Linked DNA regions of Mus musculus: regions 2 and 3 are each linked to region 1. A link is a loop called in an ENCODE intact Hi-C map of the cell type or tissue named here. Cell type or tissue: left cerebral cortex. All regions are shown on one strand. Each heading gives the region's core, and the rest is flanking DNA. Links, peaks and the distances in the headings are about the cores only. Region 1 overlaps Tll2 (tolloid-like 2). Region 2 holds the start of Tll2 (tolloid-like 2). Region 3 has its middle 6.2 kb from the start of Lcor.

What was found. Peaks named below come from ENCODE experiments on the same cell type or tissue, not always from the same donor. Only the 100,000 strongest peaks of a DNase experiment are listed, where the experiment ranks them.
Region 2: a loop joins it to region 1, with 3.0 times the contacts of the local background. A loop is called at or near these places in 11 of 42 quality-filtered maps.
Region 3: it touches region 1 in a loop (5-fold over the local background); 3 of 42 quality-filtered maps call a loop at or near these places.

What each region holds. Positions count from the first base shown.
Region 1 is chr19:41,085,802-41,096,091 of GRCm38, forward strand. Tll2 (tolloid-like 2) reads right to left here. Exons shown (of 21, transcript NM_011904.4): 16 at 10,052-10,232; 17 at 6,921-7,046; 18 at 5,616-5,743; 19 at 2,872-3,085; 20 at 419-669. Among named protein-coding and RNA genes, the nearest start is that of Opalin, 14 kb to the left of the region's middle. In left cerebral cortex, for the core only: CTCF peaks have their summits at 1,070 (motif pointing right) and 4,196 (motif pointing right); DNase peaks (open chromatin) are centred at 1,079, 3,008 and 4,193; H3K4me3 peaks cover 274 bases.
Region 2 is chr19:41,199,066-41,209,355 of GRCm38, forward strand. It overlaps Tll2 (tolloid-like 2), which reads right to left and starts at 7,709. Exons shown (of 21, transcript NM_011904.4): 1 at 7,412-7,709. The coding sequence starts at 7,580. In left cerebral cortex, for the core only: CTCF peaks have their summits at 5,297 (motif pointing left) and 7,838; DNase peaks (open chromatin) are centred at 5,294, 7,150, 7,929 and 8,111; H3K4me3 peaks cover 1,052 bases.
Region 3 is chr19:41,471,323-41,481,612 of GRCm38, forward strand. No RefSeq gene overlaps it. Among named protein-coding and RNA genes, the nearest start is that of Lcor, 6.2 kb to the right of the region's middle. In left cerebral cortex, for the core only: no CTCF peak of the experiment used is centred there; DNase peaks (open chromatin) are centred at 5,375 and 8,553; H3K27ac peaks cover 703 bases.

The DNA of each region.
Region 1 (10,290 bases), core at 868-8,867:
AGAGCAGAATGAGGCAAGCCAGGGGAAGCAAGCCAGTAAAGAATATCCCTCCATGGCCTCTGCATCAGCTCCTGCTTCCTGACCTGCTTGAGTTCCAGTCCTGACTTCCTTTGGTGATGAACAGCAATGTGGAAGTGTAAGCTGAATAAACCCTTTCCTCCCCAAGTGCTTCTTGGTCATGATGTTTGTGCAGGAATAGAAACCCTGACTAAGACAGTCCCCTTCGCTGATAATGTCCTTTGTGTGACTGGAAGACACCTGCCTGCCTCCCGACCTGTCTCTGGGGATTCCTCTTTCCTCTCTGCCCCAGGCAAACAGGCCCCTGGTGGTGGCTCACAGTGGTGGGACTAGCTAGGAATCCAGCTCAAGTATGATTCTTCATGCATCCAGAGGTGGCCTGAACATCCCGCAGACTCACCCCTGAGCCACAGAAGCGGCCGAGCCTGGGTGCCGAGCTGTCGTACCCATCATAAGCCTCCATGAAGTCGTAGCCACAGTCAGCTTCCTCCTCAACTTCAAAGGTCCGGAATATCAGCTCCACGCCATAACCGTCTTCTGCCACTATCACCCAGTCACAGCGGGCCTGGCTCGGGTAGTTGTTGTCCCCAAACTGGGCATGGGAATAGAGCTCTTTGGTCTGTACTTCAGCCTTCAGCCTGCCCCCACACTCTGCAGCAGACAGAGAACAAAGGCTCACCCTCTGCCCTGGCACCCAGAGTCTGGACATCAGCCCACTATGTCCCATCAGTATCCCTACAGTCTGTTGTGTGCCTTGCAGGAGGGGATAGGCAACCTCACCATCTTACTGTATGAGGAGCAAGTGGACGCCAGTGGAGAACAGGGCAGGGTTCCCTGGAATATCCAAACTGGCCCTTACATCCCCAAGAATGCTGCTGAGGAAGACTAGCTGCTGCCCTCTCTCCCCCCTCCAATCAAGAAAAGGAGCCAAGGAGTCGGTTGCCTGACTGTGTGCAGGGATATGGCTGTTCTGACTACTCCAAGCCTTGGAAGAACTGGAAATAGAAGGGCTTGCACTAGCTCCAGGGTATACTGTAATTTGTGACTTCTGCCAGCAGAGGGCGATAAAAGCATATCAGAACTGCAACTGAGCCCAGCAACAGGGAAACCTCTATCTCTACTGAAAGGGATTACACTGTGAGGTTGGGAGTGGGGTGAGGCAGGGAAGTAGGATGGGGTGAGGGGAGGAGTCTGGGGGGTTGGACCCAGTGCTATTCTTGGTGTGGATTGTGGGCAATTTTGGTTCTTAACATCCCATCTAGAGTTGGTCACCAGGGTGGGTCTGGCCCTGTCCAACTCGAGTCCTTATTTTTGTCTTTACTTCATGTCTGACTTGACTCATGAGACATACAATAAGCACAAGAGGCAAGATGACTCCTTCCCTACCTGCTGTACCACCACCAGCACCCCTCCAACCTCCCACCCCTCCACTCCAGCACCCCTCCACCCTTCCACCCTTCCACCCTTCCACCCCAGAACCCAGTGACCTGTCACGTTGTAACTGAATTCAACCATTGGCAACACTCAGATCAGAGGGAAGTTAGGCAATTTGCACCCAATACCCCCAGCCCTTTCTTCCATTTGTCCTCTGGGTTAGGGTGACTATAGCCTTGTGGTTCTCAAACCGTGTCCTGTCCCTTTGGGGTGTCCCCACACTCTGCATGCCTTGCTGTAAACAGTCCCTTTATTAAATTCTGCAGCTATGTCCCAAGATTGCCCCAACTCCCCAGAGCACCTGCGTTTGTCTTTCTTTGCTCTGTGTGCATGCATGCATGTGTAGCGTGTGCTTGCAGTGTCTGTGGAGGCTAGAAGAGGGTATTGGCTTCCCTGAAACTGGAGTTATAGACAATTGTAAGCTGCCAGGCAGGTGCTGGGAATCGAACCCAGGTCCTCTGCAAGAGCAGCCAGCGCTCTTAAGCACTGCGCCATCTTTCTGACCCAGAGTGCCCATGTACTGCTCTGTCTGAAGGGACAAGAAGGTGAAGTCCGTCCTCAGTGGCCTTAAACTCCTGTGGAGGAAACATAGACCCTTAAGAGGCTAGCGAGGGTCTCATGAAGTGTGGGGTGTCTGGCCCGGCAGGGAAATATAGACTGATTAGACATGGGGACTGCCATTTTGTAAGCTCTGAGCCCTGTTTTCTGGCTCTGATTTAAGGGAGTGGGATGGAGTTAGGGGTAGGGGGGTAATTAAAGAGAGCCGCGGTGAGAAAGGGGGCTGTTAAAAAAGAATGGCAGTGTCCCACAATCACGACTTCCTGCTCAGCACCACAGACAAAAGCCTCAGGCTCTTGGGCAGCCTCTGGCTGTGCCACAATCAAATGCCAGGATCACAGGGGCTACATTCTCCACAGGGCTAAGGCTGAAGTGCCAGAGCAGAGTCTTCTACCCCATTGGCCTTCTTATATTGAACAGTGTAGACAAGTTAGAAGCACACACATTTTCTTCCAAAGGACCTGGCAGAGCTACTTTTGGCGTGCCAGGGGGGAAAAATGACAAGAAAAAGCAACCTTTTCCAGAAGTGGCCCTTCGAGAATAAAATGGCTGCTCACTTTAGTTTTCAGACCTTTGCACTTCACAGGCCAGCAAAATGACACAGTTTAAAAGGGAGAAGCGGGGAGGGGGGGGGTAAGAGGAAGTTGGGGTGGGGGAGGGGAGGGGAGCCGACGATGGCCACTCAACACCAACAAAGCATTGCCCACATCCAGTTTTGTCAAGTAAAAATATCAAAGGAGAGCAGCCCTTCAGCCTGCGGCGGCTGAAGAACGCTCCTTTTAACCGGGATGTTTGAGCGTGCGGCTCCCTTGCCCTTCCTGAGCCTGCGAGGTGCTCAGCCTGAAGCCACCAGCCCCGCACCTGTGCTGTGCACAGCCTGGAAGCCTTTCCGCTGCACTGAGGCGTCCGAGTAAAACCTGAGGAATAGGCTGCTGCCTGTCGCCACCACGGGATCCGGCTTCTTGCTGCCGCAGAAGCGGCCAAGGATGGGGGCCAAGCTGTCTGTCCCATCGTACAGTTCCAGGTGGTCATAGGCACATTCCTGGTGCTGCTCAATCTCGAACTCACTGAATGTCTGGGGAGGGGAGAGCAGGAAGTGAGGCAAGGATCTGGCACTGAGAAGGGAGGGGAGAGGGAGGGGAAGGACATTCAGAGCCTGGAGGGGTCTGTCTACCAGCTTCCTAGGGGCGTCCACCATTGCCGTGATGGTCCGACATCCAGTCCCAGAGCCAGCTGCCTGGATTTACTTTTTCCTACCCTTCCTCTAATGCTAGGAGCCAGCTAGTACTGAGCACTCACCCAAGGTGGCAGCTGTGCTACAGGCATTACAAATGTCCCCTCATCCAGTCCTTGCAACCCTGTCCCGGGCACAACCCCTGAAGAAGACATCAGCTGGCATGGCCAGCGTCCTCCCTGGCAGAGAAGGTATGTAACCCAGGACCTGTGGCTTCAGAGATGTTGCTGTTAGCCTGTGCCCACTGCGGTACACTTGAAATCCCAGGGGCTTTGAGCAGGGCTGTTCTGCTATCAAAGTGGCTGGCATGCGTTGGGAGTTTTTTTCCCATCCCAGTAAACGGTGAAAGTTTTCTCACTTAAGTTCTAATGAGGTTATGAAAATCCATTAGTATCCCCAGTGAGCAGAAGGAGAAACCGAGTCACAAAGACGCTAATTGGCTTGCGTAAGTCTGTTCAGCTGGAGTAAGAATTGAACATGACCCAGAGCTGACTTTCTCCAGGTCACACTGCTAACCATAACCAGATTCCGTTGCCTCCTTTCTTCCCGTCCTTCCATCAGAGACTGTCCCCGGTTGTCGGCCCGGGGAACTGAACAGTTACCAGCCATATACAGCTTGTTGGGTGCTGGGTAGATGCCTGACTGGCTGACAGCTTGCCTGTGATGTCCTGGTGAGCAGGGGGGTGTTAGGTGAAGGGTGGATGGGGATGGGATGGGAAGGGGGACGCTGGTTGTGTGCAGGGCATCATTCTATAGGAACAAAGGGCAGGCAGAGTTCCGTCTGCATGCTCACCAACGATTTTCAAGGGAAGTATCTTTTTTTTTTTAAATAATTCTTGTATGCAAGCATCTCAGATGGAGGCTTCCCACCTGGCAGTTTTGAGGTTCCACCCCCAAGGAAGACTGTTCATGTCTGTCAGGAAAGGGCATTGCCAAGCAACAGAGCATCTTTCCAGCAGATGGCAGTCTAGAGCAAAGCTGGCCTTGCAAAAGCACTCTAAATACCCTCGTCCAGATTCTACACTGTTCTAAGGGACCCAGGGCAGAAGAAAGCCGTTTCTACCTTGGCAGCACGCATCACAGGAGGAGCCCAAGGGGCATGCCCCATGGCTTGGGGTCCATTCTGGACCATGATGCCTTGGGAGCCCGTCAATTTATCCTCACACAGCAGGAAACACCCTGACAGTATCATCTACGTTATCTCTTATCACTGTTTTCCTCTGTTCCCTTCCCTCCTCCCTGTGTTTTCAGTCTGTCATTCATAAGGTCCATCTTGCTCATCTCAACAGTCTGAGATGTGTGTCTGATGTGTCTCTGTGTGTGTCTTTCTGTGTATGTGTCTATGAGTGTGCATCTGTGTGTGTGTGTGTATGCATGTGTCTGTGAGCAGGCATGTGTGTCTGTGTGTCTGTGTGTGTCTGCAATTGTTCCTGTGAATGTGAGTGTGCATGTTTGTCTCTGTGTGTGAGTGTTCCTGTGTATGTTTGTGTGTATATATGTCTGTGGGTATGCTTCTGTGTGTGTGTGTGTCTGTGTGTTGGTGTGTATGTTTGTGAGCGTTCCTATGTATGTGTGTGTGTATATGTTTCTGGGAGTGCACGTGTGCATCTGTGTGTCTATGAGTATTCCTGTGTATGTGAGTATGCCCCTGCATATGTGTGTGTGTGTGTGTGTGTGTGTGTGTGTATGAGGTGTTTTGTTTTGTTGTTTTTTGTAAATAATGACATGTGCTGTGTGAGACCACACATCAGATATGTGGGTGAGATTTTACATGATTTGCAAGGCAATTGTTTGTTTGTTTGTTTGTTTGTTTGTTTTTAACTGAAGGAGGAATTAGTGTGCTGGTCCTATTGTTAACTGATAAAAATGTAAATTGCAGAGGAGCATGAGTAATTGTATTTATTCTACGCGACTGATTTGAGTAAGAATTTAAAAAGCTATGTGCTTTCCCTTGTGAGGGAAACTTCTGAAAAGATTCACAAATGTCTAGAGTGGGAACCGGGACCTGAGGACTCGTGACCTCTCAACGTTCTGTGTAAATTAAGTCTTGTTTTTTTCTTCTTCTTCAAGAGTAAAATGTTCCGTAAGAGAATAGCCCTGGATGCAACTGAATCACACACACAGCACTGTAGCCCTGCATGGCAGCCGCCACCTCCCACAGTGCTGCTGTGAGCAGGGCTGGTACAGAGCTTTGAGCATGCTCCCTTCTTCTGCTCAGAGCACCCACCTCAAGATTCACAGCATCTCCCCATTTCCCAGCAGGAAAACTGAGACCTGCACATGCTCCATGCTGATCATGGAGCAGGGACTTGAACCCATATCCGCTTAATGCCAAGGCTTGTGCTCTTAACAAACTAATGAGAGGACTCACAATTTTCACCCTGTGGCCTGCGGTTGATGAAATGTTCCAGGTACATTCCTTCCGGCTGGGGTATTTGTCTGGCCAGTTAGGACTCATCAGGGTCCCCTCTGCACTGCTGATCTTGTAGGCGCAGCCAGCTGGAGGTCAGAAGAGGGGGTACACAGAGGGGTCATTCAGCTGGAGGTGACATCACAGGTGAGTCTCAGGTTAATAGCCAATGTATGGGGAGCCAGCCTGTATCTGGTGTGACCCGGTGTTGACTTTGCTTGAACAGGCTCAGGAGGAGAGACATTTCGGTTACTATGACTGTTTACATGGAGGTTGGCACTGGGGATGTGGCCAACTTAGTGAGAGCACTGGTTCTACAACGTATGGTGTGAAGAGGGTTCCAGGTTCATACGTGTAGGCCAGTGCCACCTGTAAAAGGCCCAGAGAGTACCAGCCATGGTGAATGTTAACAGAGATCCCTGTGAGGTCTCTATGCCTTCCCTCCTTCAGTCCCATCCAGGTCACCCATTATTCTCCTGCTTGGTGACAGTATTTTGACTTGGTCTTTCTCTGTGGTAAGTGGTTTGCAGGCACCCTCTTGCTGAATTTTCCCCCATCTCCAAATAAGGAAACAGAAGGAGGCATGTGGTCTTCACTTCCTCTCCAGCCTCTCTCTTCCCTACTGGACCCAGGGCAGGGCAAGGCCTGGAGCTATGTTTATCACAGACAACACAAACTCCCTTCCCTGGGCAAGGGAAAAGCGATGGCTTCCTCTACAATGTCGGCATAGTAGGACCCTCAGCAGACACTCAGGAAGGGAACAAGAAACTTCCTCCTACCTCATGCTCAGTTCCACTGTTATGACAGACATGGGCCTGATATTTATTGACACTTAGAATATACATCTGGACCAGCCTGTCCGAGACACTTCCTAGGCAGGCTTGAATCCTTGTAGAACCCTTAGAAAAGAGGCATGTTTACCTTGCTTGTCACAGAAGAGGAAACCGTAGCTCAGTGTGTTTAAGTAACTAGCCGAAGGTTGCACAGCGAGGGAATGGCAGAGCCATGGTTTAGATCAATATGTATTAATTCTGAAGCCCACTGGATTAACGAGTCTGCAGTGGACACTCGTGTTGGCCTCCTGAAGAGAACGGGTATCCCCCAGGAGGGCCACCAGAGTGGCCTGAAGATTCAGATAGAGATCTCATGGTGTCCTGCAGATGGTGGCTCCCCACGTTGACCCCCACCCAAGCCTCCCTCACCCACTCACACACCCAAGGAAGGGGTGCAGCCACAGACGACATCCACCCCACAGCTCCCGCTCACCCTCTTTGCAGTCGTGTCCGTTCTCATGCAGTCGGTACCCGTTCCTGCATCTGCACAGGTAACTCCCGAACGTGTTGACACACTCCTGCTGGCAGCCGCCATTGTCTTTGGCACACTCGTCTTTGTCTGCTGGGATCAATGGACTCTCCTGAGAAGAGCTGCCAGCTTTGCTGCTGTCCCTCATGGCTCAGACCCTGCTCAAAAGTGGCTTCCTCCAAGGAGCCACACAGTGATCCAAGGAGATCACAGTCCCTTAAAGGGGTATCAGTCACAGAGGGAGCATCTTTGTTTGGGATGTTTGGGGCATCATTGGTCTCTTGGGGGGGCTCTCTGTGCTGCTAAAGCACTTTCATGTATGGAACATATATTCTTGTCTTGCTTCCCACCCAAACCAAGTTGCTCCCTGGAGTGCAGGCTCGCTCACATGAACAGCAACAGCAGTAATAACAAAAATGCCCAACATACACTGAGTAGTTACCACAGAACGGGTCCCTGACACTTCTTAAATGATATTGTCATCTAAGTAATTCCTACTCAAGCTTACAAGAGCATACCTGTACCCCAGTTTACATGCAAAGAAACAGGCTGAGGCAGCTCACATGCCTTGTCACTCAGCAAGAGGCAGATTATGACCCAAAGGTCTGGGCACACACTGTCCTCTGTGTGTGGAGAGGTAAGGGCAGGGCAGTGATTGAGGCTGTGCCTCAGCTGTCTCAGGCCTCCTCAGGATGCTGGAGGGGGAAATGAACGGGAATTGGGAAAGCCCTTGGGAGAGTGTCTAGCCCCTAGCCCCCACCCCCCACCCCAGGAAGTGTCAGCTGCTATAATTACAATCACACGTGACCTCCAGTGTTGGCTCTCATCTTGTGATTCCCGAGGCTCTGGCTGTGTGGACTTTTCCATGGCCCCCTGCCTTCTGCAGCAAATGAGGTTCTGTCTCCACTCCATCCTCTCCCTGCTTTTATCCCACCCTATATGTGCCTTGGGGGCTATGGGTGTCACCTTGAGAGTACTCGGTACTCTCTTGCCACTCTAGTTGTGGTGTCCTAGGACAGTTCATACTGTAGCTTCATCCTTGTATTTCATGGGGACAACCAAGACCTCAACCAGAACTCTTAGGTGCAAATTGACTGTCACAGCCCAGTACAGGCCTCTCCTCCTTTTTCTTCCTCCTCCTCCCCTTCCTCCTCTTCCTCCTCTTCCTTCCTCCTCCTCTTCTTCCTCCCCTTCCTCCTCTTCTTCCTCTTCCTTCCTCCTCCTCCCTCTCCCTCCTTCCCTTCCTCCTCTTCTTCCTCTTCCTTCTTCCTCCTCCCTCTCCTCCTCTTTCTCCTCCTCTTCTTCTTCCTTCTCATCTTTCTCCTCCTTCCTCCTCCCTCCTCCTCTTCTTCCTCCTCTTCCTCTTTCTCTGCCTTCCTCCTTCTCCTTCCTCCTCCTCCCTCTCCTCTTTTCCTCCTCTTTCTCTTCCTCTTCCTTCTTCCTCCTCCCTCACCCTCCTCCCCTTCCTCCTCTTCTTCCTCTTCCTTCTTCCTCCTCCCTCTCCCTCCTCCCCTTCCTCCTCTTCTTCCTCTTCCTTCTTCCTCCTCCCTCTCCTCCTCTTTCTCCTCCTCTTCTTCTTCCTTCTCTCTTTCTCCTCCTTCCTCCTCCCTCCTCCTCTTCTTCCTCCTCTTCTTCTTTCTCTGCCTTCCTCCTTCTCCTTCCTCCTCCTCCCTCTCCTCTTTTCCTCCTCTTTCTCTTCCTCTTCCTTCTTCCTCCTCCCTCACCCTCCTCCCCTTCCTCCTCTTCTTCCTCTTCCTTCTTCCTCCTCCCTCACCCTCCTCCCCTTCCTCCTCTTCTTCCTCTTCCTTTTTCCTCCTCCCTCACCCTCCTCCCCTTCCTCCTCTTCTTCCTCCTCCCTCTCCCTCCTCCCCTTCCTCCTCTTCCTCTTCCTTCTTCCTCCTCCCTCTCCTCCTCTTCTTCCTTCTCATCTTTCTCCTCCTTCCTCCTCCTTCTCCTCCTCTCTTTCTTCCTCTTCTTCCTCTTCCTCCTCCTTTCCTAGGTCCTCTTGCTAACATCCATGTGTCCTTACTACCCTCACATATAGCTTCTCTGCCTCTGAGTTCTGTGTGCAAACATGGAACTGTACCCCTCATCAGGGCCTTGCACCTCTTCCTCTGAGGAGATTCCCAACCCTCTCAGCTCCATCCTGCCTGGTATGGTTTGACCACACGGCATTTGTAGGCCTCCTTGCTCAGAACCTACAGAGGGCTTTCCGTCCTGGTCCACTGGACCTCAAGCTTCAGCCATTATTCGTGGTTCACTATAACCAAGGCTGCCTGACCTGGCCCACCAGTCACCTCCCCAGACAGGCATGGATCCTGCCAGTCTGGTTTTATCTCAGTCTTTGTGAACACTGAGACCCCCCCCAATCCAAGTTCATGACGTCCCCTCTTATCCAGACCTTGGTTACTTTCTTCCGAGTCATACTAGTTGCACCCCAGCCCTTCAGGTCTGGCCCAGACAACACACATTGGGCAGGGAGCTTTTTCTCACTGCCTTAGGCCCCCTCTCCTCCAAATACCGGCCCTTGTCAAGCAAGCCGGACCTAAGCTGGGTCTTAACAGGACGTTGTCTTTCTAGTCTTCCCAAGCAGGAAGAAGCTTATGCAATGCTGGGTGCTATCCAGGTGGCCTCTGAGCTCAGGTCAGTGTTATGCCCATAACACAAAACAGAGCTTGCTCAGAGAGAGACTGCCTGACTCAAAAGTCAGAGACGGAACTCTGAGTACCTGTAAAACAACAAATAATAGACCTGCTTCAATGCTGAGCACTGAGACAGAGATCCAAACACATCACCCAACAGTTCAGATGTCAGTGGGATGTCAGTGGGATGTGACCAACAGGCCCCACGGCGTACTTTGTGGTGTCCTTGAATGCTGATTCCTGGCTCATAGAACTTAGAGTAAAATTCTTTGTTTTAAGCTGCACTTGATGTATGACAACCTGTTGGGGTATCCCCAGCAGATGAACCGGGCTACGGTATAAAGACCGCTAACAGGATGCAGGATGGAGAGGAAGTTGGAAAAGGAGGAGAGGAGGCTGCAGGAACCCAGGGTCCAGGAGCCTTACGGGCCTCTGCAGGCCCGCCCCACCTGCCTGAGAAGAAGTGAGCCCTGAAGCCTCGCTTGGAGACGGTGTTGTCAGACTTGAATTCCACTCGCATGTTGTTGCTCTGCGATGTGATGACCTCCGGGGTCTCGGAGCCACAGAATTTGCCGTGAAGCTTGGCATCTGGGGACAGGCCACTGCGCACCTCTACGAAGTCATACTTACAGACCTGTGAAGGAACAGGGACCAGGGCAGTATGCTGCCCCTCAGTTACTCCATCTGTGTAT
Region 2 (10,290 bases), core at 1,396-9,395, 110 kb after region 1:
GACTCTTTGGAAGTTGGAGGTCACAGGAACACAATCTTGGAAAAGTCAGAAATAGTCAAGTCACACTGTTTACCCCTAGACTTTGGGCTGGTTTCTTAGATGGCTTGCTGGCAAGCTCTCAGCCCAGCACCTTCAATGGATTCATGAGATTCTTGGCTGACTGAAGTTTTGAGGCAAATCTCCTTAAACACAGAGGGGCTACACACACCAGCATGGCAAGAAAACACAGATCTTTTTAATATGTTCAGCCACTGGGTTTCCTGTCACTCAGAAAACTTGCTGGGTTTCAGTGAGTGGGAATGGTACAAGCAATAGTGAATGCTTTCAGAAGTAAATCTCTCCCACGTTCCACACATTCTCCTAAGAGCTATGTCTATATGAAATCATATAATCGACCTAGAGACCCTATGTAGTCTATATTTAGATAGTGTTTTATTTGTCCAGTGAGCTAAGACCGGTCTTCTCAGAGATTTTGACTCCAAACTCAGACATTTTCCAGGACAGGTACTCTTGCTTTGTCCCAGCTGTCACCCAGTCATTGAGACCAGTGATCACATGAACAGATCCAATCTGCACAGATGGAGATGTGACAGGTCACTAGGGAGCCACACAGTTATATAGCTGTTCACAGTTACTGAGTGAGACTTGGCTAATGTGTGGGCATGGAACACTGCAGGAGATGGACCTGGGGGGAGTGGTCAACCAAAGGACCATAGCTGACCACAGAAGCACTATGGAATGATATGTGCACTTGGCTTCCATCCAGAGGCATCTTCCTTCTGAGCCAACGGAGTCCAGGCTGGGTGGCAGTCTTTAGGACAGTCTAGCAAGCTCTTAGACCTTTAACACCAATGCGGAGACCACCCTTGCCAGGGTGCTGCAGATCCAAGATTATCTGCATTATCACTCCCTGATCCCTATGCTGAGCTGAGGAAAAAAAGGATGTCCCCAGGAAGTCCATCAGGATGGGCCCCAGTGATGCAACACCTGGGAGCCGACCTCTGATGTTTCACGATGCACATTTCTTTCTACTGAGTCCACAGAGATGGTGCTGAGAACCAATGGAGTGTCAGAAAGGCCGGGCCTGAAATTCAGTTTCCCCTGTGTGCAAAATAGCAGCCACCATATTGCATGTCTCCTCTGGGGATGAGGCAGAGGAGGGGTAGGGTGGTGTTTCTCATTATGCTTGGGGTCTCAGAGTAGCCCCATCTGTGAGGGGCCTGATAAGGTCCCCAGTTCTCATCTCCCCTTTCCTAGACACTGCCTATCTAGTAAAAGCCTTGGTCATTGTTGGGAGCCCTGGATTCCAGTTGGCATTTGATGGTATGTGTACTGCATCTGCTTGCCTGAGCAGATGTAAGAGCTGAGCACTGAGCCAATTGGCTGACCCTTACACAGAAGTCTAGGTAGCCAGTCTCCCCCATAGACATACATTCTTCTCTTAGTCTTTGTTTACTCTATTTTTATTGAAATATAGTAAATTTGGCATAAAACTTACCCTCCGTGTTTTAAATATAGATTTCATACTTTTTAAAAATTAATTGTTCTTATTTTGTGTGTGGTCATTTTGCCTGCGTGTACGTCTGTACACCTCTTGCATGCCTGGTTCCCACAGAGGCTAGAGGAGTCATCAGATCCCCTGAACTGGAGTTACAGATGTTGAGAGCCACCATTTTGGTTCTAGAAATTAAAACACTAATCCTGTGGAAGAGCAGCCCTGCTCTTGGCCGCAGAGCTGTCTCTCCAGCCCTGACCTCTCTTACTTTTGAGACGTTGTTTAATAATAGTGAATCCCCAACTCTGATTACTCAAATATGAGATCACTTATCCACAAGCATTTCCACAAGCGCAAAAGTACTTACGAGTGCCTGCTCTGTCCTCTGATGACATAAATGCCAATCACTGGGTACCTCCTGGTACCAGAAACTGGGCTCAGAAATGGATAAAATGTCTACGATTTAGTCCTGGTGGCCATCCTGAAAGCTGGAAGAGTTCTTGGCAACTGAGAAAACAGGGTGAGGGAGGTTCAGTAACTCCTCGCACTCGCATAGCCTTGCAAAAGGGCAGACAGGTGAACCAGATGCTGCTCCTGCCTGGAGATAGGAAAGGCATTTAACATGCAAGGCCTTGGAGAAACGTAATTCCATTAAGTCAGCCATCTGCCCATCAGCAAGGACCTTCTAGGACAGGAGAGGATGTAAAGGGAGACATAAAAATGCCAGCTGCTCTCACCAGGGTCTGAGCCTTAGGAGACGCATAGGGACAGGAAGACAAACTTCCAGAGAGACCACTTGACCCTACTGTCCCCTGCCTCCTCTTCCGACATTCTCAGGTAAGGGATGCTGCATTACTCAGACAGAGGGCAAATGCGTAGTTCCTTTAGCCATGAACCCAATCCCCCCTAAGGCCAGCATCCTTCCTACCTCCCTCATTCAGGAGATACAGGCAAACAACTCAGTGAGCTGGACACCACTGAGGGTACCAGGCAGAGTGAGGCCCAGATATCACTAAGTTGAATGTTCTGACCTTACATCAGGACTTCGATGGGCTGCTGACAGTAGCTTCCCCAGAAAGGTCTCTGGGTGAACCTTCAAAAAGACCTCATTGGTAAGCTGGGTGGTAGTGACGAACCCCTTTAATCCCAGCACTCAGGAGGCAGAGGCAATGCATCTCTGAGTTTGAGGCCAGCCTGGTGTACATGGCAGGTTCCAGGACAGCCTGGGCTATATAAGGTATCTTGAAGCAAATGAGAAGGGTAGGTTGAGGTTGAAGCTCCAAATCCCAGACAGAGGTGAGATTTGAAATCAGAGGCAGGGGCTGGGGATAGCCCAAATTGAGTGATGAGCCATTTGTCACACTGTGCCTTTGTCACACTCACTTTGGCTCCTGAACCTTAAGCCACCAGGGGCCAACAAGTCCACATATCACATCCGAATCCAGCATTCACAGCTGTCTGATGCTTTTGGCATTTGCCAAGCCACTAGCTAAATAGTAAGCAGGTGTCCGCAGGCTGGCAGCCAGCTTCCTAGGATTTGCACAGGCTGCCTGAGCATCTCTGCGTCAGGATAGCCTCACGCAGGCAGTTTGGGTGACCTGGGAGGCGGAAAGCATCTACCGTGTATCTCCCCATTTCTCTACTTTAGGACCTTCCCTAAATCTAGAGGACCCAGTTCATGCCTCAAGAGGTAGCAGGTCAGTTTTCAAATCTGGCTGCAACACTCCCTCATCCACTTGCTTTTAGACAACGTTGTTTTTACAGCCATCCTGTTGGTGAAAGGGACCCATGAGGCTCGCCATCGCATCACGCTGGGTGTGAGGATGTGAGGTGGTCAACAAAGGCACTGAAAACTCCCTCCTATCCGGTCCTCTTAGAGCCACCTAGAATCCAGTTGCTGTGCTGTGAGGACAAACCAACAACAAAGCCACATGGGAGACAACCTGAACGCTCTCTCCAACAATCCAATGAACAGGCAAGCTGTGGGCAGGCACAAGGGTCGGGAGCCATCAGGTGGGTTCCAGTGACTCATTGTCGATCCAGCAGGTCTTTCTAGATGACAGACACACACCACCCTATCTGTTCTTAACCCACTAAGGCACGGTTGTAATGGTGTGCCAGTCAGGCTGTTGTATACCAAGCTAGGGGTGAGTTCTTCCCCAAGAATAGAGTGGGAAGCGGATGTAAACAACAAAGGGCTACAAACCGTGGATTCATTTCTGTCTTCCATTCTCTGGATAGATGATTCTAGGAGGTACTTGGAAGGTACTAAGAGGCCCTGGAGGGGTCATAGCTCACTACTTAGAGCAGCTATCCGAATCCCAATCGCCTCATTGAATTCTTCCTTCCCTGCCTTACATTCCATGCTCCCTCCCTGCTGTTCCTTGGTTCACCCTCCAAATACCCAGTGGCCCTGCTCCTGGTTACATTATAAGGCAAAAGATTTTGCTCCCACCTCCATTTTGCAGATAGGGAGACTGACACATAGGTAAGTGGCACCGTGTGTTATCAGCCACATAGACAGGAGGGGCAGGGATGAAATGAGAAGGCAGCCCCTGGCTTCACTCGGCTGAGGATGAGAGGATGAGGGCAGGCAGACAGGGAGAGCATTGCCAGCATGGAGGTGCAGAAAATGTTGGAGTTCTTGCACAGTGCCTGGCTATGTGGGCAGTATCTAAGGAAAAGCCAGTATAGACCTATGGACCAACAGACACAGTGCCTAGAAGCCCATGGCTGTTCCCCATCTGCATGCCAGGAAGGTTCCCACTCCCCCATCATCTGACTTAATAACCACCCTCTTTGCAGAGTCAACTGTTAGTAAATGTAGAATTGATGGTGTAAAACAGCACCCAAAGCTTCAGTAATGATGTTCTTTCAACACGTCTCTAGAAAATCTGTTTATAATGTACCCAACAATAGACATATCTTTCCATGTACTTTAATCTGTCATAAATCATTCCTGTCCATAAACGAGGACACAAAGACACACAGGGGAGACTTGCCCTGTATCAGGCAGCTTGTACATAGCAGAGTAGGTAGGAGTTGTTAATGGTTGTTTATGGTAAACTGGTAGGAATGTTAACCGCTAAATGGTAAGATGGTAAGTATGCCATTGAGAGAGGTTACGGCATGTACTGTGCATCACTTTGATGGCTAGGCTGGAGCAAAAGTCACAGAAACAGAACATTGAACAGGGAGGAGGTAGGGGGCCCAAGCACAAGTCTCTGCACCGGGTCATGTGAGTTCAGGTGATACATCAAGAGGGGGAGTGTCTTGGTTAGAAAGATGTCATAGTGGGTAAAGGCACCTGCCACGAGGCCCTGTCACCTGAGTTCAATCCCAGGACCATACAGAAGGAGAGAACCAATTTCTAAAAGGCGTCCTCTGATCTCCACACGCATCCTACGGCACACCACCCGAACATAAAGTAAATGAAAAAAATGTGTAATTTAAAAATGTTTAAGAAGTGAGAAGCTCCCCAGATCTGTCAGCTTAGAGTCCAAACAAATTCAATTATGTCCATTCTAAAGGGGGAAAGCCATGGCCTAGAGCAGGCAGGCCTTGTCCACTGAGGGGTGGGGAATAGAGCCAGGATGCTCCCTTCTGCATTATGGATGCATGGTGGAATGGAGACTCACACGGGGAAGAGACAGGTGGGAAATGGTTTGTATGTGAAGTTCTGAAGCAGGGACCAGGAGTTGACCTTCTGACCAGAGCTTCCAGGTAGAGTTTCCCTGGGATAGAGGCCCTTTCTGAAGCTTTAAACATGCTACCAGGAAGTACGGTTCCCCCTAGTGGGGAAGCTGTCTTTCCACTGAAGTGCCTCTTGCTTTTTGGCATTCCTTAAGGGTGCTCCCTACATGACAGAATTCCGAGGAGGATGGCAGCCTGAGGTGCCCTCTTGCTGCGGATCTCCCTTGCCATCGATCTCTTCTGGCTGCCTGTAGCACCAGGTTACTCCAGGGTGGGAGTGGGGGCTGCAAGGCTCCAAAGATGGCTGCAGCGGATATACTGAAGCAGCTGGACCACACTCGGGCCTTCTTACTTTCCAGCCCTGCCTGCCCGTCCCATCCAGTCCATGAACAGTCAGAGCATTTGTGTCTTTGTTCCCAACATTTTTTTTCTGAAATCACTGGACAGTCAATAGGCAGTCTTGCCTCGGGGTTGTCCCTGGAGGCTTACACCAGGTGGGAACTCCCAGTCAGATCTGCATCTTTCCCTCTGGGTCTGCAGCATCTAGACTAGCATCCTACATATACCAGGCACCCAGCCTGTTTTTTCAAACCAATCTCCCTTCTGGCCCCACTGGCCCCTACTGCCTCCCAGAGGTGGCTCCTCTGAATCTGACAGGTGTGACTGTTGCTCCTGCTCATCTCAAGCTTAGGCACTCTCATTTTAGGACCAGGTCACCATTCTAACCATGCTCAGACCATCCCGGCTGGACATTACAATCAGGCATGGTACCTTCATTTATCTGGAGGTACCACCTTCTCTATTTCCCGGAAGTCACCCATTCTATTTCCCATCCCGGGGCCTCATATACAGTTGGATTTTTCTGGCATCTTTCCTGTGGTTAAGGCCAGGTCCCCCCACACCCAGCTTGACCTTCCATATGCACAGGCCCCTCTGGTCTCAAGAACACCTGAGGCCTTCCTAGGAACCTCATCTTCTTCAGAGAACATGCATTGTGAAGTGACTCCAGCCTATGCCCTAGAGTTACCACAGTAATGGTAAAAATAACGACAACACTCTATAATTGATTCCAATGGCAAGAAATTCCCACCCAAGTCCTCTGTTTACCTTCTTCCATTTTAGAGATGAGGAGCCTGAGGCTGAGAGAAGTCTCTATGAACTGAGGGAATGAAATGGCCCAGACCTGATGGGCCACTGTGCCCAGAGGAACCACTCTGATCGCCTCAAGTATCCTCAAGGCCTCTTATCCCTTATTTTTGCACACCAGAAGCGAATCAATCAGGTTGGGCAATGGACAAAGGAAAACACTACTAACGGGTTCTCGGCCACCATCCAGGAGCAGCCTCAAGGTAGTCTGAGTCCTGCACCTGCTTGGGTCCCAGCTAGTAACTGCTCTTGACTTTGATACGTTTGGGTCCTTTGCGGACAGATACTTAGTAACCTTTGCTGGGATGCTTTATCACCCCCCATCTATCTCTTGCCGCACATCCCAAAACAGGGTTAGTAGCTGGAGGGAAGCAGGCCCTGTAGCTGGGGCAAAGGTTTGTGCTCAAATGCTGGCGTGCCCGGTGCAGTCCTGGGGCGCAGCTTCCTGGTGGAATTAGAGCACCTGCTGACTTCCATCTCAGTCGGGTGCTGAGGAGACTGCGGGGGTAGGGGCACGGGTGGGGGGGAAGCTGGAGCAATTCAAGTCGTGGGCGTTCTCCCTAGGGGACTCTTCCTTCTGTCCTGTGAAGCTTTTTTGTCTGTCTTCTAATCTCTTCCCAAGAGTAACTACAGATCTTGGAAACTTCGCGGGAAACTTCCAACTGCTGTGAACTCCGATGAAGCCAGCTACTCCATCGGACAGAGCCTGGAGCGCCGCGCCCAGCCAGGCTCGACTCCTGCAGTGTCTGGAGGTAGCGGGTGCCTAGAGGCTGACAGGCGACCCGAGCCCACCGTGCACCACACAGGCTTTGCTTTCCACATCCGCCAGAATTCCCTATGGGACCGATCCTGCGGCCGCCACCCGATGTGCACTGCTAACCTGGGACCAGGATGTCCTCCTGGACTTGGAGGAGTACTAAAGCAGTTTCCCGCAGACATTGTCCTCCCCCTCCCGCGGGAGCCGGGGACATCTCTCAGGAGCGGAGTGGCCCGCCTTGCCCACCCCTCATTTGCATTTCAAAGGCAAACTTCAGCCCGACTTGCCCGGAGACTAGGACAGCCAGCGGTGGTACCTACCAGCTTTGCAGGGGTCGTGGTAATGCAGCTGCTGCTCCGTGCCCTCCTCGCCTTCCAAGGCTCCGTAGTCCAAGGCGACATTCGAATGGTCCCCAGTCACTTCAGCACCGCGGGGCAGCGGTAGCAGCAACAGTAGCACCAGGGTGCCAAGAGTGGTCGCAAGGGGCATAGTGGCAAGGGGTCGGCGGGGCCCGAGGGACTTAACCTGCACAGAAAGCTCGGATCCAGAGAGACACCACGTACAGGGTCGGTTGTGGTGGCTGCTGCTTGGCTGCCAGGCACCGGTAGGGTACCAAGCAAGCCCAGTAAGGCGTTCTCGTCCGGCCTGGACACCCGGGAAGCCGCTGCTAAACACGACTTGCCCAGAGGCCAAGGCTGCGGTGGCTGTGATTGTGCTGGCGGCGGCAGCGGTAGGAACAGTGGCCGCTCCGCCCCTCTCCACCAGGGCTGGACCACACGCCCTCTCCAAGGGCCCCGGACAGCCAATCACTTATGCGTCCTAGGCGAGGCCCCTCCTCTTCCCTGCACCTCCGTAACTTCGGAGGAACCCAAGCAAACCGAAGATGCTGACAAGTGTTGGGCTCCCCGGGGCGCACGCCCACCTGGCCGAATGCAATCTTGTTTTGACACTGTGGTGCGCGCAACACTGCTCAACATTGAGGCTAGACTTCGCGCCCTACCTCCTTCTAGTAACTCATTTCACAACTCCCAGATGCACGCGTGGCAGGACGCAGGAGGGCCAGCAGCTTTGGTGTGTGTGAGTAGTCCTGGACACCTCGCTGCTGCCAACTTCGTGCTTTCGAAATTCGTTTCTCTGCAGAATGCAGTGTGTCTCACATGCCTCAGCAAAGGGGGCGAGGAGGGGGGAATGAGCAGGATTCTCTCCACTCTTTCAACAGCCCTGGTCCCACCAGCACAGGTGCGTGCTGCAGCACCCACCAAACCCGAAGTTGTGGGTGGGACTTGTAAGGATGGATAACGATGAGCTTATCCTTCAGTAAAACTGTCCCAATTGGGATGCTTTTGATAGTCAAAGACTCACAAATGAGCAACACTGTTATTTAAAGTTACAGACATACCAAGCAAGCCTTGCCGTTAGTTTGATAAAATAAAAATGAGCGATTCTTTAAATCTGGTTATTTTTGTGCCAGTGAAAAACATGCACCCAGATTATTTAGGGAGATAATCAGACGTTATTTGAAACTCGCTTATGTGATGTACCTTCAATGTTAAAAAAACTGTCAGAACTGATCCACTCTGACATACATTATTAACCGCAAGGATTTTCAAAGATCCTTTTATACAAGTAAATTGCCCTAATCAAGCATTATAGCACGTCAATGTGCTGTGAAGATTTGTGAGTGCATCACATCCAGAGTTTTTGTTTTTTGTTTTTGTTTTTTTAAATTAACTGCAGGAAGAAAGGTGGACTAAATTTCTCTTTGGGGCTTGTTACCACATGGTTTCCTAGCTGCTAAATGACAAAGCAGTCCAAAGCTGGGCTTTACACCAGGCTCCAAATGTCTCATCCTATCATCATCTGCCTTATCTATTAACTAGAACAACAGTTTCTTCAAACCAGGACAGGTAGTGATTAACCAAAGAAAAGTGTTTCACGAAGCATTTTATTTTGTTCTGAATCTCACTTAGTAATGGAGGGCTGACCCTGTCTGAGGCTGTCATCAAATGAGCACGGAAGTTATAGTCAGGTTAGGCAAGATCTGCTAGAACTGGCAGGTGAGAGGAGGGGACTTGAGAGGAAGAGCTGGCACCAAATGGCAAGGAAGGCCAAGTGGCCACTAAAATAGAGCATCAGTGGAGGAGGTTGGATGGCACTTCTGCCTGACTGCTGGAGGGAGTCAAACCCAACGCCACAGTTCGCTATATGCACCCAGTGAAGGTCACCACCTGTCAATAGATAAGGCCACAAAAGCGACATCTAAAGGGCTAACAAACTTCTGTGACACTTCCAGGCTTCCAGATGGCCCTAAGAAAACAGCCAATTGGCTTCCTCATTAACAGAGAATTCTGGAAGGCAGACATTAGAGGCTGGTCTTTGGCAAGCACATAAGCTGGAGCCTTTATTGCCCCTAATCGCCACCGGGTGGGTTAGCTGCCAGTCTTTTCATCAATTCCCTTTATCCAAATATTTTGAAGACCCATGCTCGTAGATAAGCACGCTACTCAGCTCTGTGTGAGGCTTGTTTGGATGTTTCTCTGGCTGTTGACCAATAGGTTAAGCAGCAAATGTTGGAACTGTCAGGAAGTTCAGATGGGAATGACTGAAGAGTCAATACTTTGAATGGTCAATACTTTGAACACGTCTACAGCTCCATTACACCATTACACACATTTCTCTCATAGCAAGCTAATATGGATATATGGATTTTTTTTTTTTTTGAGACAGGGTTTCTATGTAGCTCTGGCTGGCCTCAGATTCAGAGATCCTCCTGCCTCTGCTTTCCAAGAGCTGGGAGTAAATGCACGCGCCACACTTGCTTCCTCTTTTGAGACACTCTTGCCAAGGTGACCGCAAACTTGTAATCCTCCTGACTCGGTTTCTAAGTGATGGGATTATAGACCTGTATCATCATGTTCTGCGCAAATAAACTAAGTGTATTTCAAATCTAAATCCAGGGTTGTTTGGAGAGATGGCTCAGCAGTCAAGAGCACTGGCTGTTCTTTCAGAGGGCTTTGGTTTAAATCCCAGTTCCACTAACCCCCTGGAACTACAGTCCTCTTTTGGCCTCCTTGGGCACCAGGCACACACAAGTAATACAGGCATACTTGTAGGCAAAACACTTATACATACAAAATAAAAGTCTAATCTCACGGGAGAAGTGGAGGGCAATGTGGAATAGCCTTTACGGCCTCCTGTT
Region 3 (10,290 bases), core at 1,590-9,589, 390 kb after region 1:
GAAAAATGTCCTTGATAATAAATGGTATGGCCCGGATCCTATCTTGATAAGATCCAGGGGAGCTGTCTGTGTTTTCCCACAGAATGAAGACAACCCATTTTGGGTACCAGAAAGACTCACCCGAAAAATCCAGACTGACCAAGGGAATACTAATGTCCCTCGTCTTGGTGATGTCCAGGGCGTCAATAATAAAGAGAGAGCAGCGTTGGGGGATAATGTCGACATTTCCACTCCCAATGACGGTGATGTATAATGCTCAAGTATTCTCCTGCTTTTTTATCACTAACTGGGAACTGGGTTTGGCCTTAATTCAGACAGCCTTGGCTCTGTCTGGACAGGTCCAGACGACTGACACCATTAACACTTTGTCAGCCTCAGTGACTACAGTCATAGATAAACAGGCCTCAGCTAATGTCAAGATACAGAGAGGTCTCATGCTGGTTAATCAACTCATAGATCTTGTCCAGATACAACTAAATGTATTATGACAAATAACTCAGCAGGGATGTGAACAAAAGTTTCCGGGATTGTGTGTTATTTCCATTCAGTATGTTAAATTTACTAGGGCAGCTAAATTGTCAAAAAGTCTTTTTCAGTATATGTTACAGAATTGGATGGCTGAATTTGAACAGATCCTTCGGGAATTGAGACTTCAGGTCAACTCCACGCGCTTGGACCTGTCGCTGACCAAAGGATTACCCAATTGGATCTCCTCAGCATTTTCTTTCTTTAAAAAATGGGTGGGATTAATATTATTTGGAGATACACTTTGCTGTGGATTAGTGTTGCTTCTTTGATTGGTCTGTAAGCTTAAGGCCTAAACTAGGAGAGACAAGGTGGTTATTGCCCAGGCGCTTGCAGGACTAGAACATGGAGCTTCCCCTGATATATCTATGCTTAGGCAATAGGTCGCTGGCCACTCAGCTCTTATATCCCATGAGGCTAGACTCATTGCACGGGATAGAGTGAGTGTGCTTCAGCAGCCCGAGAGAGTTGCAAGGCTAAGCACTGCAATGGAAAGGCTCTGCGGCATATATGAGCCTATTCTAGGGAGACATGTCATCTTTCATGAAGGTTCAGTGTCCTAGTTCCCTTCCCCCAGGCAAAACGACACGGGAGCAGGTCAGGGTTGCTCTGGGTAAAAGCCTGTGAGCCTAAGAGCTAATCCTGTACATGGCTCCTTTACCTACACACTGGGGATTTGACCTCTATCTCCACTCTCATTAATATGGGTGGCCTATTTGCTCTTATTAAAAGGATAGGGGGAGATGTTGGGAGCCGCGCCCACATTCGCCGTTACAAGATGGCGCTGACAGCTGTGTTCTAAGTGGTAAACAAATAATCTGCGCATGTGCCAAGGGTATCTTATGACTACTTGTGCTCTGCCTTCCCCGTGACGTCAACTCGGCCGATGGGCTGCAGCCAATCAGGGAGTGACACGTCCGAGGCGAAGGAGAATGCTCCTTAAGAGGGACGGGGTTTCGTTTTCTCTCTCTCTTGCTTCTTGCTCTCGCTCTTGCTTCTTGCTCTCTTGCTTCCTGCACCCTGGCTCCTGAAGATGTAAGAAATAAAGCTTTGCCGCAGAAGATTCTGGTCTGTGGTGTTCTTCCTGGCCGGTCGTGAGAACGCGTCTAATAACACAAAAAGCTAGAATAACCTACTGAAATTTTTAAGTAAATTTTTGATGTGTTAATATATGTCAATCAATGGTAGAAGAGTCAGTTGTATACACATACAACATAGAACAAAGCCACAAGGTTTTTATGCCAGTGCCACCCACACAAATAGACAGGAGAAGAGAGGAGAAGGCCTTTACTAAGCAAATGTCCCATACATTAGTCGTTCCTCAAAAGGACCAAGCCCCCAAGTGACATGGCTTCTCCCCTATTGCTCACACTAGGTCTCATTTCTCCCACTTGTACTACAAGCTAAGTAATTCAGTTGCATAATTCGATTACCCACATTTGAATCCAAATCTTCGATAGCATACAAGTTGGACAAATTGTTTTTCTGCTCTGCTACAAAAATGGTGATTATAGATTGAGTTGTGAAGAGTAAATGACACAGTACATGAAAAGAACTTCAGAAAGTGTCTTCTACTTTATGGAATTCATTAAATCAAATCAAACCAAAAAAAAAAATCAAGATATATATATATATATTCTTATTTAGAAGTCCCCAGCCTACTTAATACTTCATTTATCAATAGCCATGTCCCTATACAGCATTTCTAATTACAGAGACACAAATAGCTCGTTGGTCTTATGCTGGGAAACATGCTATGGAAAGGAACCGACCTCCCTTCGCCAAGATTCTCTGTGCTCTCTTTGTTCCAGCATTCAGGAGTTGCAGAAAGGACTGTGAGATCTAAGGGAGGCTGGTTTCAAAAAGTTTACAATCAGGCCCGCTTCCGTAGTAACCCAAAGCAGTAGAGGCCATATTGCGTCTTTTTATTAGCACCTGGGAGGCAGAGGCAGGATTGTAGCCTAGGCTGCATAGTAAGACCCTGCTCAACTGCTCAATCATATAGAGATCATGTCAACAGAATTAAGAGTCCTTTACAGAGTCCAACTTCTACTTATTTGCAGGTTTGGAGTCAGAGATCTTAGTTAAGATTTTGGCTCTGGTACTCAGTAGGATGCGATTTTGGAATTGGGCTAACATTCTCCTGGGCAAGAGGAGAATGCATGTCTATTAACCCCAGAGTATAACTCCACCAAAGTCCATCTTGGTGAAACAATAAGTTTATTGAGCTTGCTTACAGACTATGGATGAGATTACATATAGTACTGTGGGTAATCTCCAAACAGTGACATCACTGCAAAGTCCCACCCCATTGTGGACGATGACCTCACAGAAGCTGGATCGTGGCGTCCCTCCTGTCAGTTATCGCTCTGCTTCCTATATACACCTGCATTCCAGCATCTCTCAAGATGGAATCCTAGGTGAAGATCTTGGGATCTTTCCCCACCACACCCTACCTCCCCTCGCTTTGCTAGGGAATGCCAGTTGCCCCATTACCATAATTGTGTCTAACACGGTACTGTTCTGTTTATTGCTAGACATGGCTACCAGGCCAGGTTAATCTCTACAACCGGACTTTCTTGGATCCGCCAGCAGAAGAGTAATGATACAAAGACTTACTAATTGTATTACGGCTCAGGCCTTAGCTTAGGCTACCTCCCAGCTAGCTCATCTAACTTAATTACCATGACTACGTTAGTTCAGGTTCTGTTACATGGCCCATTACCTCTTTGTGTCCTGCTGGTGCATCCTCCTCCTCCTTATTCTTCTCTCGGAGTCCCTTTCTCTGCCTTCTCTTTCCCGCCTAGCTATTGGTGTCAGATCTTTATTAAGCCAATCAGTGAGTAAGGAAGGTTGTATGCTTACAAAATACTGAGACAGGAGATGAGCCACAAGAATCATTATACCCAATCTGGCCAGTACTCACCTCTCTCTCTGTACAGAATTAAAAATTGACGAATACAAAGACAACCTTGATGCACTGCACCCCAACAACTCTCTACTCCCAAATAGCTTCATTCTATGCCAAGAGGAAACAACGCCATCTAATAAGTCTGTCTGACTCCTGAGTTAAACTAATACTCCTGTATTAGTTCCTTTGCTTGTTTCTCTGACAGAAACAGCTTGAAAGAGGAAGAGTTTATGCTGGCTCATGGTCCAGAGGATAAAGTTCACAGTGAGGAATGCAGGGAGGTGGGAGGAGCTCACAGCTGTGGCAGCAGAGGCCTGAGGTGGTTGATTACCTCAGTAGTCAGGAAGTGAGTGGCAAACTCCTATCCCTCCAGAGTCAGACTACATTCCCTAAGGCTCTTCCCCAGAGACTCACTTTGCCCATCTAGTACCCAGCTTCCTAACAAACACACAGCCTCGAAAATCAACCCTACCAGCTGGAGGCAGGGGACTAGTGTTTAAACACAGGAGCCACTGGGGACATTTTTGTTCCTGGTCCCAAAAGTATCTTATAATCTAACGTGCATTCAGTCCAACCTCAAAAGTCCTCGAGAAGTCTTCCAGCCTACACTTAAATGTCCAAGGTCTCTTCTAAAAGTCAAGGCTTTGAGTCCCCGTAGTTCAAAAGGCAAATTACATACATCCAACACAGAATAAATATTTTGATGCCAAGAGGAAAGGTTGGGAAGGTAGTATTTTAGTTAGGTTTCTATCGCTGTGATAAAGACCATGCTCCAAAGCAGCTTGGGGACAAACGGGCTTATTTTAGCTTACAGCTTGCAAGCCATTGAGAAGTCAGTGAAGGCACTGGGAGGCAGATCTTAAACAGAGGTCTTGGAGAACTGCTGCTCCCTGACCTGCTTCTTAGGCCTGCTTCTTAGGACTCTGAAAGCTTGCTTTTTTTTTTTTTTTTTAAAGATTTATTTATTTATTTATTTATTTATTTATTACATGTAAGTACACTGTAGCTGTCTTCAGACCCTCCAGAAGAGGGAGTCAGATCTTGTTACAGATGGTTGTGAGCCACCATGTGGTTGCTGGGATTTGAACTTCAGACCTTCGGAAGAGCAGTCGGGTGCTCTTACCCACTGAGCCATCTCACCAGCCCGCTTTTTTTTTTTTTTTTTTTTTTTTATACCATCTAGGACCACCTGCCTGCCTAGGCAGTGGTATGCCTCCCATTGAACTGTGCTGCCCTACAGGGAATCTGACAAAGGCATTTACTCAATTGAGGTTTGTTGTTGTTGTTTTTTCTTGCCAGAGGACTCTAGGTTGTATTAAACTGACAACAATTTAACCAGCAAAGATAGCAAGATGGAAAGACTGGACCAAAGAAAGACTATAAAACCCTGAAGCTTAGCCGGGCACGGTGGCACATGCCTTTAATTCCACCACTCAGGAAGATGGAGGTAAGTTGCTAAGGACCAGCTTCAGGTAGGTCCAGGCTCCCAGTGAGGGCTGTTTGGGAGCAGTGAAAACAAATCTTGGGTCCAAGCTCCCCCTCACACACACACACACACACACCCTCCGCCTGTGAGGTATGTGTGTTTGTGTGTGCGTGCGCGTGTGTGTGATGCTCTGGTCTAGACAGATTTTTCTTGCTATGCTAAACACTCTGGTTGAGATAGCTTTCTCTGGTAGTAAAAATTCCAAAAGCTATCTGGATAGTTCATGGGTTTTCTGATCGAAGTCAGAAATGCTGCTATAAAAAAATTCAAATCTTTTGTTACAAAAATTCTAAAAGTATTTTTGGGTTTTTCTGATCAAAATCAGAATAGAATGCCAGAAGAAATTCTAAGAGAGCTGTGTTCACTCCTCAAACAGCCTTCTCTAGATAGCTGCTAGAAAACATTCTAAAAGAACTGTGTCAGCTCGCTAAGTAATTCTTGGGATTTGGAAATACTGTTAGAAAAAAATTCTTGAAGAGCTATTTTCACCCTCCAGGCAGCTCAGCGCTCAAAGGGAAAAATTCTTAAGAAGAATTGCTATAGCTTTCTGCTACTCATCTCAAGCAGACAAAATGCCCAGTGTTTTATTTACATACCGATTCAGTTATTAATTCCAGCTTCCCTATGAATTATCCTATGAATCAGAGTCCTCTGACCCCAGCTCCTTAATTCTTAGGAGACTGCAAGCACATTTCCTTTTAACTTTGTAAAAGAATTCAGAGATCTACCTGCATTCATCAAGCACAGAGGATAAAATATCTGGGTGGGACCCCATCTACACCTGGGCTAGGACTTGCTGTGTCCCAGGCTGACCTTGAACTCAGGAATCTGCATGCATTTGGATTTGCCTGTCTTTGTATCTTTGTGATAAGCTGGTTCATAGTGTAGCTGCCTCTGCTCCTTTAGATCAGTGAAGCTCCTTATACAATTCATATTGCATCTTTACTTTTTTTCCATAGTTTAGACATTATATATTTTTGGACTCATGTTTTTAGAGTTCTTTTCCACAGCCTAAGGGGCTGTCCTGAAGGTCCCATTTTGTTAAGACATTAGCCACACCCTTGCCTCCTGGACTTATGCTGTTTCTGGCTATCAAGGAGTCTTTCCTGGGAGGAATGTGAGAATATGTATGATATTGTACAAACAAGCCTGTTTCAGGGGCAGGAACCAAGTCAATCTTTCCCCACCAAGTCCATGCTCACTGGCAGTAAGTGGATCTAGCCCGGTCTACAGAGCAAGTTCTAGGACAGCAAGGACTACAAAGAGAAACCCTGACCCGGGAAATAAACAATTCACGAAACCAAAACCTTGCAGCTTTATATTTGACATCTGCAGTTTGTGGTGGTATCACCTGGGTTCCTAAGGGTTTGGGTACCCCCTCCCCCCCCACCTCTGTAGCTCTGCTACCTGCAATAAATAGGTTAGCTCTTGGGCTGCCTCCACTCTATGATAAGGGCAGTTCACTCCAGCAGAGGTATCAGGTTTCTGGTATCTTCAACACCCTGGGGGCTGCACTGCAGCTTAGGTCTCACCCTCACCGTGCGCCCTGGAACTCCATGCTGGGAACCTGACCCTGCTGCACATTGCCTGGCCTCAGCAGCTTCCTGTAAGCCTCCACGACCCTGCCATTAGGTCTACAGGCAATTCCAATCCCCCGAACTCCAAACGGCAGTCCAAATCCTAGAAATGGGCTCAACTTGGACTCCTGGAGGATTTCTTAGATAAAAGCCAGCATTCCTCTGGAACTTGAAAAGCTGGTTCCCCTTCTACTAGAAGGAGTCATTTCCTTAACTTCAGGCAGAAAGGACAAATGGCTACCTGTAGTACCTATTAGAATACCAAAGTATAAGCTGGCCTCCAGGCACCCTTAGTGTCACAAGCACGTGTTACACAAAGTTCATGCTAACATCCTAGCTCTTCTGACCTGCTTCCTTACCTTAAGTTCCCTCCAGCTCATGGGCTCCCCTCTCCCCAACCCCCAGTTACTCATTCTCCTGGTAAGCCTGCTGTTTTGGCGATGCCTTTACTCTCTATCTGTATTAAGTTTGGGTTTTTATCTCAGTGAAGAGACACAATGGCCAAGGCAACTTTTATAAAGGGAAACCCTAATTTGAGCTAGCTTTCAGTTCATGGTGGGAAGCACCGTGGCACGCTGGCAGGCATGGTGATGGGGAAGGAGGTGAGAGTTCTACAACTTATTCAGCAGGCAGTAGAAGCAACACTGGGTGTAGCTTGAGCATATAAAACCTTAGAGCCCACCTCCACAGTGACATGCTTCCTCCAACAAGACTTCAACCACTTCTTGATAGTTCCACTCCTTACAGCCAAACATTCAAACACAGGAGTCTGTAGGGGCCATTCCTATTGAAACCACCACACTGTCTCCCTCCTCCCTCTCTCTGTTTCTCTGCACTGCTCCTGCTTCTCTCCTGGCCAGATCTAGTCTGCTGCCCAAGTTCAGATTCTCTGCTCTGCACTCTGACAGTTGTATCCAGCTGTTCTACCTCTCACATCTACAATAAAAATCTTCTGGAAGCCGGGCGTGGTGGCACATGCCTTTAATCCCAACACTCGGGAGGCAGAGGCAGGTGGGTTTCTGAGTTCGAGGCCAGCCTGGTCTACAAAGTGAGTTCCAGGACAGCCAGGGCTACACAGAGAAACCCTGTCTCGAAAAACAAAAAACAAAAAACAAAAAAAAAAAAAAAAAAAAAAATCTGGGCTGGAGAGATGGCTCAGAGGTTAAGAGCACTGAATTTTCTTCCAGAGGTCCTGAGTTCAATTCCCAGCAACCACATGGTGACTCACAACCATCTGTAATGGGATCTGATACCCTCTTCTGGTGTGTCTGGAGACAGCTACAGTGTACTCGCATACATGAAATAAGTAAGTAAGTAAATAAATAAATAAGTAAATAAATCTAAAATAAAGGAAATCAACATGTTTAAAAAAAAAATCTTCCCCCTCAGCATGGAGTGGTCATGTTGTCAGTTTATACACCTGTAACTTTTATATTCTATATGCTGACAAAATTAGCACTGTGCAGATAGAACTGAGTTTTGATAGCCACTCAAGATGCAGTCTGGCTCCCTGGGACCACAGTCTGGCTCCCTGGGACCACAGTCTGGCTCCCTGGGACCACAGCTGAGTGTCCTCTCTGTGCTATTAGGGCAAGGCGTGCTGGATCCTTCAATGGCAGAGGCTACCCTCTAGACACCATTCCTATTGTCCCGGACAGGGTTGTAGGCTTCCTTGTGTGTACATTTGACCTTGACAGCTATCTTCACTTTGTAGCTGCTCTATTGGTTGTTTACAACCCTGCCCCGATCTATACACAGGTCCCCACTTCTTTCTCCTGAGAATTCTCATGTAAACCTGACTGGCTAACGGAAGTGAGCAATATTTGTGCCACTGCTGACTGATACGCTATCTTGAATTTCCTTTTATCAAACAAATTAGTCCATTATTTTAAATCTGAGCATTTCTCATACTTTCCGGATATAGGCAGATGCAGCCAGATTCTTTGCCAGACTATAACACAAATAGCTTCTGCCCCATTTTCCGAAAGAACTCTTGTTTTTCTCTGAAACTTCATCAGCAGAGTGAACACTGTGCCTTTTTATGGCATCCTGAACTTCTCAACCCCCGCCAGAATACCCTCTCCAGCCCATAGCTCCAAACTATTCCACATTCTTCCTGCAAACTGACTATGAAACCCAAGAGCCACATGGTTCCAATTCTCCTAGATTGTTTCTTTCATTGCTGTGACAGAATGTAAGGGGAGGTTTATTCTGACTCGCAATTAGAGAGAAGAGCACAGGACATTTGGTGCCTCATGACAAGGAAGGCATGGTGGGAGGGTTTCTGTGACAGTGTGGCACCCACAAGGAAGCGCAGAGTTCAGGGCAGGAGCTGGGCAAGATTGCAGTCCTCCAGATGTGCAGCTAGATCTGTCAGCTAGGGTGCCTGTCCCAAAGCTTCTACAACATTTACAAATCAGGGCCACCAGCTGAGGGAGGACCAAGAGTTCAAACACATGAGTCTGTGGGAGACATTCACACTCAAACCATAACAACCTGTACACTGGGAAGGATGGCAGAGCAAAACCTACTTCACATTCCGAAGAGGCAAAGTCTCAAGGACTAAACAAAACCACTATTCTTCATCATCATCATCATCATCATCATCATCATTACAGTCTAGCATATTGTCTTTCAAAAAAGCATCATGAAGAGTCAATTATAGGTTGGTTCTCTACTTTAAATAAATGAAGTAGAAGCAGAGGTTCACAGTGGAGCAGCGGACATAGCATTAAGTTCAGAATTGGAAACTTGTCTCTGGGTTTGTGCCTGCTTCTACTGACCCCACACCTTCTGTTATTCAATCTGACTTGTCTGGGCTTCTGGCTGAAAGGAACAAGAATGCTTGTTTCCACTTTGAATTAATCTCTGAGATCCCTTAGAAATCTCTGAATCTGTATGGTTGAGACTTCAAGGGTTCTCGACTTGTGGGTTGTGACCCTGCTGGCAAGCCTCTATCTCCAAAAATATTTACATTACGATTCATAACAGTGGCAAAATTAGTTATGATGAAGCAACAAAATAATTGTATGGTTGGGGGTCACCACAGCCTGAGGAATTGTACTAAAGGTTCGCAGCATTAGGAAGGTTGAGAACCACTGTTCCAAGAGGTTATGTTGAGAAACTATTTCCCTTGACTTGTTTTAAAACATATGGATCCTGATTTGAAAAGTATATTATTAACTACTTTTAACTTGTACATTGCTCACTTATTAAAAACAACAAAATGTTTTATGAAACACTTTCTCCAACCATCACAGAAAGTTGCTTAAAATCTACAAGATTGAAACCCACCACCTAGTGGTGAGGAAAGGAATTTCACGCTAGAGATAGGGAACGGGATGGTTTCTCCCAGCTAGCGGTCATTTCCCTTTGATCTTCTCCCCACCTAACCCAGGGTAGTAATAACCACACAGAAACTCAACGAAGTCTGACCTAAGACTTTATTTGCCAGGGGTCTTGCTTTGAGACACGGTCTCATTATGTTGCCCAGGCTGGCCTGGCATTTGCAATCCTGCCTCTCAGCCCACCGAACTGTTGCTATTACCAGGTGTGCACCATCGTGGTCGGCTGATGGTGTAGTAGTCTAAAGCGATGAAACAGTGCGGGCTTTGAGAATTGTGGAAATCTAATTGGCTCTGAGATGGAAGGTGCCTACTACCCGTAATCTTACTCCTATCCAGGAGACCCACCAAGTCATTCTTAGGGGCAGTTACCCCCGTTCCCACGCCAGAGCGCCCTCCCTTCAAAGACCCAGACTTGATACACATCAGTGGAATCCTTGAGGTCAA